2 separate regions of the Homo sapiens genome follow, and region 1 is linked to region 2. A link is a loop called in an ENCODE intact Hi-C map of the cell type or tissue named here. Cell type or tissue: ascending aorta. All regions are shown on one strand. Region 1 has its middle 3.0 kb from the start of LTBP4. Region 2 overlaps PRX (periaxin).

Region 1 (5,000 bases), 200 kb after region 2:
ACCCGGCTAATTTTTGGATTTTTTTTTTTTTTTTTTTTTTTTTTTTTTTTTGAGACAGAGTCTTGCTCTGTCGCCCAGGCTAGAGTGCAGTGGTGTGATCTTGGCTCACTGCAACCTCCACCTCCTGGGTTCAAACGATTCTCCTGCCTCAGCCTCCCGAGTCGCTGGGATTACAGGCGCCCACCACTGCACCCAGCTAATTTTTGTATTTTTTAGTAGAGATGGGGTTTCACCATCTTGGCCAGGCTGGTCTCGAACTCCTGACCTCATGATCCACCCGCCTCGGCCTCCCAAAGTGCTGGGATTACAGGCATGAGCCACCGCGCCCGGCCTAATTTTTGGATTTTTAATAGAGATGGGGTCCTATGTTGTACTATGTTGCTCAGGCTCACCTCAAACTCCTGGACTCAAGCGATCCACCTCGGCCTTCCAAAGTGCTGGGATTACAGGCCCGCGCCAGGGCACCTAGCCGGAACTGGGAACTCTCTAAGGAGAAAGTCTGCAATTCTGGGTGGTGGGAGGCTGCTCTTGGGAGCATTCAAAGACTCAGGCAAGGAAGGGGGTCTGATACCCTCTGGGGGCGGCGATAAGTGGGGTGCAGGAGGGGGCAGAGCCAGGAGCACCCTGGGAGCAGAGTTTGTGGATCAGGGGCAGAGCCTGGCTGGGTTCACTGAGGGACAGAGCTTCGGGGAGCAAGCTTTTGCAGATGGTGAGCCTGGAATCCCTGAAGCCCAGGGTCTTGAGAAGAGATCAATTCTTTGAGAAGATCCAATGTGAACTTGGGACCCTCAGAGGGGCAGGACCTGGGGGCTGGTGCAGGGTTGGTGCTCCATTTGCAGAATCCTCAGTCTCTCTCGTGGAAAGGGGTACCCGTGGGGGGCTTCCAGCTTCTACGCCAGCGAGGGAGCTAAATTCTGACCGAATTCTCCCAGAACTGGGAGCAGAGAGCTGAGGACTGCCAGATGGAGTCCAGCTTAGGGGACCCTGCCCCCAACCCCGCTCCCGTATCCCTCCCATTTTTAAGCACCCCTACGCCTGGGACCTCTGTTCCACGAGAAGGTTCACGGAGCCAGTATCCGAGTCCTAATTTCCCCCCACCGCGTGGGGAACTCGAGGTCCCCCGCGCCCCTAGTCCGGCACCTGTCCCTGCTGCCTCCTGATTGGCCGCGCGGCGAGCGCTGGCGGCGCCGGGCTGTGATTGGCGGGAAGTTCGCAGCCCGTGGCTGGACTGTGGAGAAAGTGAGTCGGCCTCGGGCGGGGGCGGGGGCGGGGGCAGGGGCGGGGCCGGGGCTAGCCTGACCCGCTGGACAGACCGCCCGCCCGGAGCGGGACTCGGCGCCCGACACGATGCCGAGGCCTGGCACCAGCGGCCGCCGCCCCCTCCTGCTGGTGCTGTTGCTGCCGCTCTTCGCAGCCGCCACCTCCGCCGCCAGCCCCAGCCCCAGCCCCAGCCAGGTCGTCGAGGTCCCGGGGGTCCCCAGCCGCCCGGCCAGGTAAGCCCCCTGCTTCCTTGTGCCCCTTCCACCCAATAAGTCTGGTGGTCCAGGAGGACCACGGCTTTCGGATTCAGGGGAAACTCGAACCCACTGCTTCGATGTGGAGATGCAAAGAGGGCCCTTGGATTTATTAGGCGCCCTCAATTTGTAGGGGTTAGATTCGGGGAGTACTGAGATTTTTAGGGGAAAGAGTCCCCTTTATTGTGGTGGAGAAGGCTAAGTCTCCAGAGAATCCTGGGGTTAGTTCGGGGAAAGGTCTCTAGTTTATTGGGGCAGGGGGTGGGGGGCTGAGCTCTCCTAGAATGATAGAGACGTGTGGGGTCTTCGAGCTAGGATGGAGCGCCCCAAGTTTCTTGGGCGCGTAAGGAGGAAAGGTGTTGGGGGATTCTGGAGGGACTTTATGAGGCCGCTGAGTTGTCCTGGTTTTCTAGGATTTGGGGGCTCTGTGTTCATGAAAAGCGACCTTTGGGTTTTTCGAATTGGTCAGGAAGACATAGACTCTTGCGTTGATGGTGGAGGGGCTTGTGGGGAGTGGGGTCGGGTGGGGGAGTCCTCAGGCTTCAGAACGGTTGGGGATGCTCAAGTTTCCTAGAATTAGAGGACTCTGGGATTGAATGAGGCTCCAGTGATTTCACCGCGAGAGATCCAGGATTCCCTATAGATCTGGGGGCTATAGGCGCCCTTCCTGTCTGCGGGTGACGGGACTGAAGGAAGCCGTCTGCCCAGCACCCCCACCCACCCTCCCCGCCTGGCGGCCCAGCGCTCCGTTACAAAGGCCCCGGGCTCCTCTCCCGCCTGGGTCTCTGCGAATGCGTTTAGTAACCCGAGCCGCGGCGGGGGCGGGGCCGGGAAGGGGTTAACCTGGAGAAAAGGCGGGAGGGATGACGGCAAGATCGGGGATCCCCGAGGCTCCCCACCAGATGGCCTCATCCTCCACTCGGCCCCACCCACCTGAGAGGGGCCCACGCGCTGGACACCCCCCTCTCTGCACCCCCCCACTGCTCTCCTCTCGGGGTCTGGGCGCGCGCCCTCGTCTCTAGACCCCCTTAGCCTGGGGATAATGGACTTGTCTGGGGGGCCCCTTCATTGCGACGCACTTGAACCGGAGCTGGAAGCTCCGCCACTGAGACCCTCTGGGCTGGGAGATGTCTGCAAGAACGGCACCTTTCTCCTGGTCAGGCGGGAAACTGAGGCCCAAAGACCAAGAAACGCTGGCTTCTGGACACACATCGTGGAAGGGCAAGAACGGGCTAGAACTCAGGCTCTGGGATTCTCAGTCCTGGACTGTGACTCCCGTTATCCCCCTCCACCTCAGCACCCTGCTGGACCCACAGTCAGAGGGAAGAGCCTTCCCTCCCCAGCTGCCGAGGCCTGTGAAAATGGCGCCACCTGTCGGCCAGGCTCAGGATGGCGTCTGAGTCCCGGACCGGGATGTGCGGGAGGGCGGGGTTCTAGATTCCCAGACAGTGCGGGCTTAGAAATGCTCTTAGAAATCGAGTCTTTTGTTTTTGTTTTTGTTTTTTAATCACTTTTAAAAGGCTTTAAAATAACGTATTTTTTCAATAAAATCGTACGCCAAAATCTCTTCATAAGACAAAAGTACGGTTTCTGTGCCCTTCAGCCCGAAGTCTAAGCCAATTTGCCTCCCATTGTACAGATGGAGAAACTGAGGCGTGGGGAGAAGAACCTCGTTAGTCATATACCTGTTTCAAGCCCCCTCAGGATGCGTCTTGGTTTCCCCTCCCCGATTGCCCTCCTTTGCAGAGTTCTGGGGTGCTAGGGGCCTGAGTGACTTCCACTCCACTATTTATAGCGTTGCTGTTTGTCGCTGCTGCCCGGGCCAGACGTCTAGGAGGAGCCGCTGCATCCGAGGTGGGTTCTGGAAGATGGAGTATGAGTAGGGGGCAAAAGGGAATAGGAGGAGAGGGGCAGGGAGCTCCCCATCCCTCCCCTCATCCCAGTGGGAGAGCTGGATGCATTTGGTAGAGAAGTACTTGGTCCCCTCCTTCCCCACTTAGTCCCTGGCTGTCTCCGAAGCCTTCTGCAGGGTCCGAAGCTGCCAGCCCAAAAAGTGTGCAGGCCCCCAGCGGTGCCTGAACCCAGTGCCTGCAGTGCCCAGTCCCAGCCCCAGCGTGAGGAAGAGACAGGTGTCCCTCAACTGGCAGCCACTGACGTGAGTGGGCAGTCCCTCCCCTACCAAATCCTCCCTCAGGAACTCCTAGCTTTGCCCCCGTTTCCGCTCCTCCTCCCTTCCCCTCTCCCTCTCTCTCCCCCCTCCCTCCCCGGCTCTTTCTTTTGCTATCAGCCTGTCTGTCCGTTTCTATTTCATCCCTTGCCTGCCTATCTCAGGCTCTTCCCATCTCTGCATTATTTCTGTCTCTTTCTGTTTCTTTCTAGTTACCTGTCTCTTTTCCTCTCTCTCTTTCTCCCTGTGTCTCACTGCCTGCCTCTATGTCTAAGTCTCTCTGCCCCTTCTCTCTTTCTCTCCCCCAACCCCCATCATCTCTCTTTCTCTCAGGGTCTTTGTTTCTCTCCCACTAGAGGCCTGGTCCCCATAAATAGGTGTTGTGGGGGGAGGGTTGGGCAGAGCCGCTACTGAAAGACATTTTCCTGGCATGGAGGCCCTTTGGTGGGGAGGTCAGTTTAACCCGGTGACAGCAGCTTTTCCGTCCTCTCCCACCCAGGCTCCAGGAGGCCAGAGCTCTACTGAAGCGGCGGCGGCCCCGGGGGCCAGGGGGCCGGGGACTACTGAGAAGGAGGCCCCCACAGCGTGCCCCCGCTGGCAAGGCCCCGGGTAAGCACATCCGCCTTTCCTCCGCCTGGGGCGAGGGGGGTTCCGGGCCAGATAAAGCCGTCTGGTTCCCACGGTCCAGCCGCCGCCTACCCGCCCCCCGTTGTAGCTCAGCACCCACCCCCAGGACGAGGCCCCCTCTAGGGACCCCAGCGTCCGGCCGTGCGAGGTGAGCCCGGGACAGGACCAGACACAGGCCAGAGGCACTGACCCGCGGGGGTGGGGCCGGGAAGCCAGGCGTCCGGGCTCCCCGCGGCCGAAGAGGGAGGGCGCTGGCCCGTTAGAAAGCTCCGCCGAACCAGCCCAGACAACAAAAGCGATTGTGCGGGTTGGCGCCTGCCTGGGCACCAAATGCTCAAGATTGTGGGGCGGCTGGGGGCCAAAGGCCTCCTCCTGTTTCCCGAATCTTCCCCCTGCCCTCCTCCCGCTCCAGCTCTTGACCCCTAGTCTAGAACACCCCTCATCTCAAACACCCTCAAAACCCTCCTCTTGCTGTAGCCTTCAGCCCAGATGTGACCCCTCCCCCTAAAGTCTTCCAGATGTGAGCCTCGGGCCAGATGTTAGTACCCCCGCCCACAGCCTCCCTTTATCCATTGTGACTTCTCCCGCCAGGTGTGGCGTTCTGGCCAGATGTGGCTACATCTTCACATGTATCCCCCCCACCTCCAGCCTCCTGCCCAGGATCTAGACGCCCAATTCCTTTATGTGCCCAG
Region 2 (5,000 bases):
ACCACACCCAGCCTCTCTGGCCTCTTAAAGACACACTACCCCAGACCTCAGGACTTGGACCTCCTCTCTGTCTACATGCTCAAGTCACCCCTTGGGAATTCTTGGGAAGTTCATCCAGATTGAGAAGTTAAAAGACCATAAATCTGCTAACAATTCCCAAGTATATCTCTCCAGTCCAGCACTCTCCCCTCCACCCTAGACTCACATCCAACATCTCCATCATATCTCCACCTGGGTGTCCCACACCACACCTCTCCTTTAACAGATCCAAACTGTACTCCTGGTCTTTCTTAGTACTAGCCTCAGTGTGCTCCTTTTGAGGGACCAGCAACTCCATCCTCAGGTCAAAAATCCCCAGATCCATCCTGGACAACCCTCTTTCCATCATACCCAATATCCAGTCCTCAAAGCTCCTCCTTCAAAATATATTCAGAATCCAAATATATATATACCTCCAAAACCCTTTGGTCCTGAGCATCCTCATCTCTTACCTGGATAATCACAGTAGCCAGTTTGTTGATCTCCCTGCTCCTAAACCTGCCTTCATATATTCTACTGTTTGTTGTTGTTGGCCTTGTTTTTGAAACAGAATCTTGCTCTGTTGCCCAAGCTGGAGTGCAGTGGTGTGATCATGGCTCATTGCAGCTTCAGTCTCCTGGGCTCAAGCGATCCTCCCGCCTTGGCTTCCCCGAGTGCTGGGATTACAGGTGTGAGCCACCCAATGCTTGGCCATACTCTACTGTTAATGCAGCAGTTCAGCACAGTCAATTCACGTTTCTCCCTGCTCACAGCCCTCACAGAATAAAAGCCAAAGTCTTATAAAGCCCTCTAAAAAGTGTCCTCCCCTTACCTCTCTGGCCTTCTCTCTTACTCTCCTCTTCACTAACTCAATTGCGTAGACACTGGCTTCCTCACTGTTTCTACCACAAGCTAGGCATGGTCCCACCTTGGGGCATTTTTGCTGTCTGTTCCCTCTTCCAGATGGCCTCATAGCTTGTTCCCTTACCTCCTTTAGCCTTTTCACCCTTTCCAGCCCACCCCTTTTTTTTTTTTTTTTTAGGCGGAGTTTTGCTCTTTCGCCCAGGCTGGAGTGAAGTGGCGCGAACTCGGCTTACTGCAACCTTAAGCAATTCTCCTGCCTCAGTCTCCTGAGTAGCTGGGATTATAGGCGCCTACCACCACACCCGGCTAATTTTTGAATTTTTAGTAGAGACAGAGTTTCGCCATATTGGCCAGGCTGGCCTCGAACTCCTGACCTCAGGTGATCAGCCCACCTCAGCCTCCCAAAGTGCTAGGATTATGCACCCAGCCAAGCCCACCCCCATTTAAAAATGCAGCTGTAGGCCGGCCTCGGTGGCTCACGCCTGTAATCCCAGCACTTTGGGAGGCCGAGGAGGGCGGATCACGAGGTCAGAAGATGGAGACCATCCTGGCTAACACGGTGAAACCCCGTCTCTACTAAAAATACAAAAAAAATTAGCCGGGCATGGTGGCGGGTGCCTGTAGTCCCAGTTACTAGGGAGGCTGAGGCAGGAGAATGGCGTGAACACGGGAGGCGGAGCTTGCAGTGAGCCGAGATCGTGCCACTGCACTCCAGCCTGGGAGACAGAGCAAGACTCCGTCTCAAAATAAATAAATAAATAAAATAAAATAAAATAATAAAAATGCAGCTGTAGCACATTGTCCTCCTGGCAACTGTAGCACTTACTGCTTTCTAATTTACTAGGTATTTTACTTAATTTGCTTAAATATGTCTCTCCCGGCTGGGCGCGGTGGCTCACACCTGTAATCCCAGCACTTTGGGAGGCCGAGGCGGGCAGATCACGAGGTCAGGAGATCGAGACCATCCTGGCTAACACGGTGAAACCTCGTCTCTACTAAAAATACAAAAAATTAGCCGGGCGTGGTTGTGGGCGCCTGTAGTCCCTCCCAGCTACTAGGGAGGCTGAGGCAGGAGAATGGTGTGAACCCGGGAGGCGGAGCTTGCAGTGAGCCGAGATTGCGCCACTGCACTCCAGCCTGGGCAACAGAGCGAGACTCCGTCTCAAAAAAAAAAAAAAATCTCTCCCCACTGGAATGTAAGCTCCATAAGTGCAGGGACTGTTGTTCAGTTTTGTTCACGGCTGAAGCCCAAGCAGCTAAGATAATGTCTGACATAGGGTGGGGCACGGTGGCTCACGCCTGTAATCCCAGCACTTTGGGAGACTGAGGCGGATGGATCACCTGAGGTCGGGAGTTCGATACCAGCCTGGCCAACATAGTGAAACCCCGTCTCTACTAAAAATACAAAAATTAGCCGGGCGTGGTGGAGGGGACCTGTAATCCCAGCTACTCAGGAGGCTGAGGCAGGAGAATCGCTTGAACCAGGGAGGCGGAGGTGGCAGTGAGCCGAGATCGTGCCATTGCACTCCAGCCTGGGCAACAAGAGAGAAACTCCGTATCAAAATACATAAATAAATAAAGTCTGAAATAGAAGGCACTAATAAATAGTTGTTGCATGAATAAATCACGTCAGCTTCATCCATATCCTAAAACATCCTTTACTCTTCCCAACCCCTCTAAGTGGCTCACTCCACCCTTTTCTCCTGCCCCAACAACAAAAACATTTACTAGCACTCACATAGTTAAGCACTATGTGCCACTTAGCTATGTGCTAAGTGTTTTCACATACTGACTCGTTAAATCCTCAATACATAATAACCCCATACTAGAATAAGTCCCATTTCAGAGATGAGAAAACTGAGGCACAGAAAGATCACAAGCTAGTAAACGGGGGATGTGAAATTCGCACCCAGACAGTGAACCTCCGGAATTTGCTGTGAACAGTCAGCAAAGCCCCGCCCCAAGCCCTTAACCCCTCCTGGTCGCCGGTCACGCCCCCATCCCCCGGTCAGTTTCAGCCTCTCTTTGGACCCAAGGCAGATTCCTAACCCCGCCCCCGCAGTTCGACCCCGCCCCACACCCCGGGCCCGCCCACCTTCCTGCAGGCTGAGGCTCCTGGCGGCGGGTGAGTCCTCGCGCAGCTCCCGAACGAAGATTCCCTCTTTGCCGCCGCCCGCTACGTTGATGCCGCTGACCCCGGTCTGCGCCTCCGTCTCCACGATAATTTCCACCAACTCCGCCCGCCTCAGCTCCTGCAGAGGGCGGCGAGGTGTCGCGTTGGGGCTCTAGGGCCGGACCTCGCCCAGAGCCCGCCATTGCGCTCAACAGTGGCTCATATACATATATATGTTTATATATATTTAGAGACGGGGGTGGGGGACGGTCTCGCCACACTGCCCAGGCTGGTCTCGAACTCCTCCTGGGCCCAAGGGATCCTCCCGCCTCGGCCTCCCAAAGTGCTGGGATTACAGGCGTGAGCCACCGCGCCCGGCCAAAAGCGGCTGTTCAGCGGGCCTTCAGGGCACACGCCCCTCGGCGCTGCCCTCGCAGGACGTCGGGGCACACCCACTCCGGCGTCTCCCCTTTAAGCAAGCCTGAGGGCAGCTGGCTTTCTAGGACCCGCGGAACGGTTAAACAGCTCCGCGGGCCGGCTGGCCTCTCCGAGGCCCTGGAGCGGCAGCCGAAAGGGGTTAGGGGAGGAGACGGGGTTGTAAGGGGAGGGACTGCGTCGGAGTGGGCTGGAGATAACTTGAGTTGTGATTGAGAGGCGGGACCAGGATCGTGGGGGCGTGGTCAGGTCGGGAGGGCGGGGCTGGGGGGGGTTGGTGCGGGTAGGAGGGGTAAGACAACACAGGCCTGAGAGGAAGAGCCAAATGGGGTATAGAAGGGTGCAAAAGATAGGAGAGGAATGTGGCCAGAGTTTATGGGAGGTTATTTGGAGCTGGGGCGGAGACCCTTATTATTTTTTTGTTGGGGGAGACAGGGTCTCTCACTCTGTCCCCAGGCTTGAGTGCAGTGGTGTGATCATGGCTCACTGCAGCCTCCACCTCCTTAAACTCAAGCAGACCTTCCGCTCCGGTCTCCCAAGTAGTTGGGAACATAGGCACGCGCCACCACGCCCAGCTAATTTTTAATTTTTTTTTTAAGAGACAGGGGTATCACTGTGTTGCCCAGGCTGGTCTCAAACTCCTGGCCTCAAGAGATCCTCCTGTCTCAGCCTCCCAAAGCACTGGGATTACAGGCATGAGCCACTGCATCTGGCCCGGAGACCCATATTCTACAAACTGAATTTAACTATGGGGGAGGGGCTTTAATTACAGCAGAACAAGAGAATAGTTGAGGATGGGATTCTGAGGAAGGGGCTGGCTGGACCTTCAAGCCCTCTGGGATTGGGGGGACAGGGAGTGGGATTTGCCTCCCTGCAGGCTTGAATGTGTGTGAGAATGTGCTCTATTGTAAATTCAATGACCCGAAGACCTGTGAAACGCCCACAGGAGAGGGAATCCAGTGAAGGGGGTCTGCGTGGGTAATGAATGGGACTGGGAGACATGGCATTCCCGGTATTTACTGTAAATGATGCAGATTGGACCTGGCCCAGAAGCCACTATGGGATTCACAATAGGGCTTCCCAGAAGAGGCAGTGACAAACCTGGATCCTGTCTAGGAATCCAATCTGCTGTGTGTCTTAGGAAGAATCTTGCCCTCTCTGGACCCACTTCCCTGCTGCAAAATAGGGTAACATAGGCATACTGGAAGGAGGTTGCAGTAGGGATCTGAGAGGACACTGTCATGGCCAACGCACTGGGGCCAGCACGGACTGGAATTGAGCCCAGGACTTGGAGGGAGAGCAGGTCTAGGCCAGATGCCCCACAGCAGTGGCCCCAAGGGACTAGGGGGCTGAGCAGGGCAGTCTGGGTAAGGAGAGTTGTGGCTGGGACTGTAGGGAACAGCATGACCACCAGTACCGCCCTTTGGCTCAGCAGGCCCTGGGCTCAGCATTTTATGTGCAGAATCTCTTTTTTTTTTTTTTTTTTTTTTTTTTTTTTGAGGCGGAGTCTCGCTCTGTCACCCAGGCTGGGAGTGCAGTGGCACAATCTTGGCTCACTGCAACCTCCACC

What was found. Hi-C counts contacts between places; a loop is a spot of excess contacts. Peaks named below come from ENCODE experiments on the same cell type or tissue, not always from the same donor. Only the 100,000 strongest peaks of a DNase experiment are listed, where the experiment ranks them.
Region 1: it touches region 2 in a loop (2.9-fold over the local background); 3 of 110 quality-filtered maps call a loop at or near these places.

Annotation. Positions count from the first base shown.
Region 1 is chr19:40,595,888-40,600,887 of GRCh38, forward strand. It overlaps a transcript of LTBP4 not described here. Among named protein-coding and RNA genes, the nearest start is that of LTBP4, 3.0 kb to the right of the region's middle. RefSeq lists a silencer at 1,016-1,310 and an enhancer at 2,725-2,784. In ascending aorta, a CTCF peak has its summit at 2,887 (motif pointing left); DNase peaks (open chromatin) are centred at 1,224, 2,874, 3,684 and 4,474; H3K4me3 peaks cover 4,081 bases; H3K27ac peaks cover 2,079 bases.
Region 2 is chr19:40,400,729-40,405,728 of GRCh38, forward strand. It overlaps PRX (periaxin), which reads right to left. Exons shown (of 7, transcript NM_181882.3): 5 at 2,978-3,134. Among named protein-coding and RNA genes, the nearest start is that of PRX, 10 kb to the right of the region's middle. RefSeq lists silencers at 2,792-2,961, 3,872-3,921 and an enhancer at 3,002-3,221. In ascending aorta, no CTCF peak of the experiment used is centred here; DNase peaks (open chromatin) are centred at 2,913, 3,613 and 4,767; H3K4me3 peaks cover 1,454 bases; H3K27ac peaks cover 2,062 bases.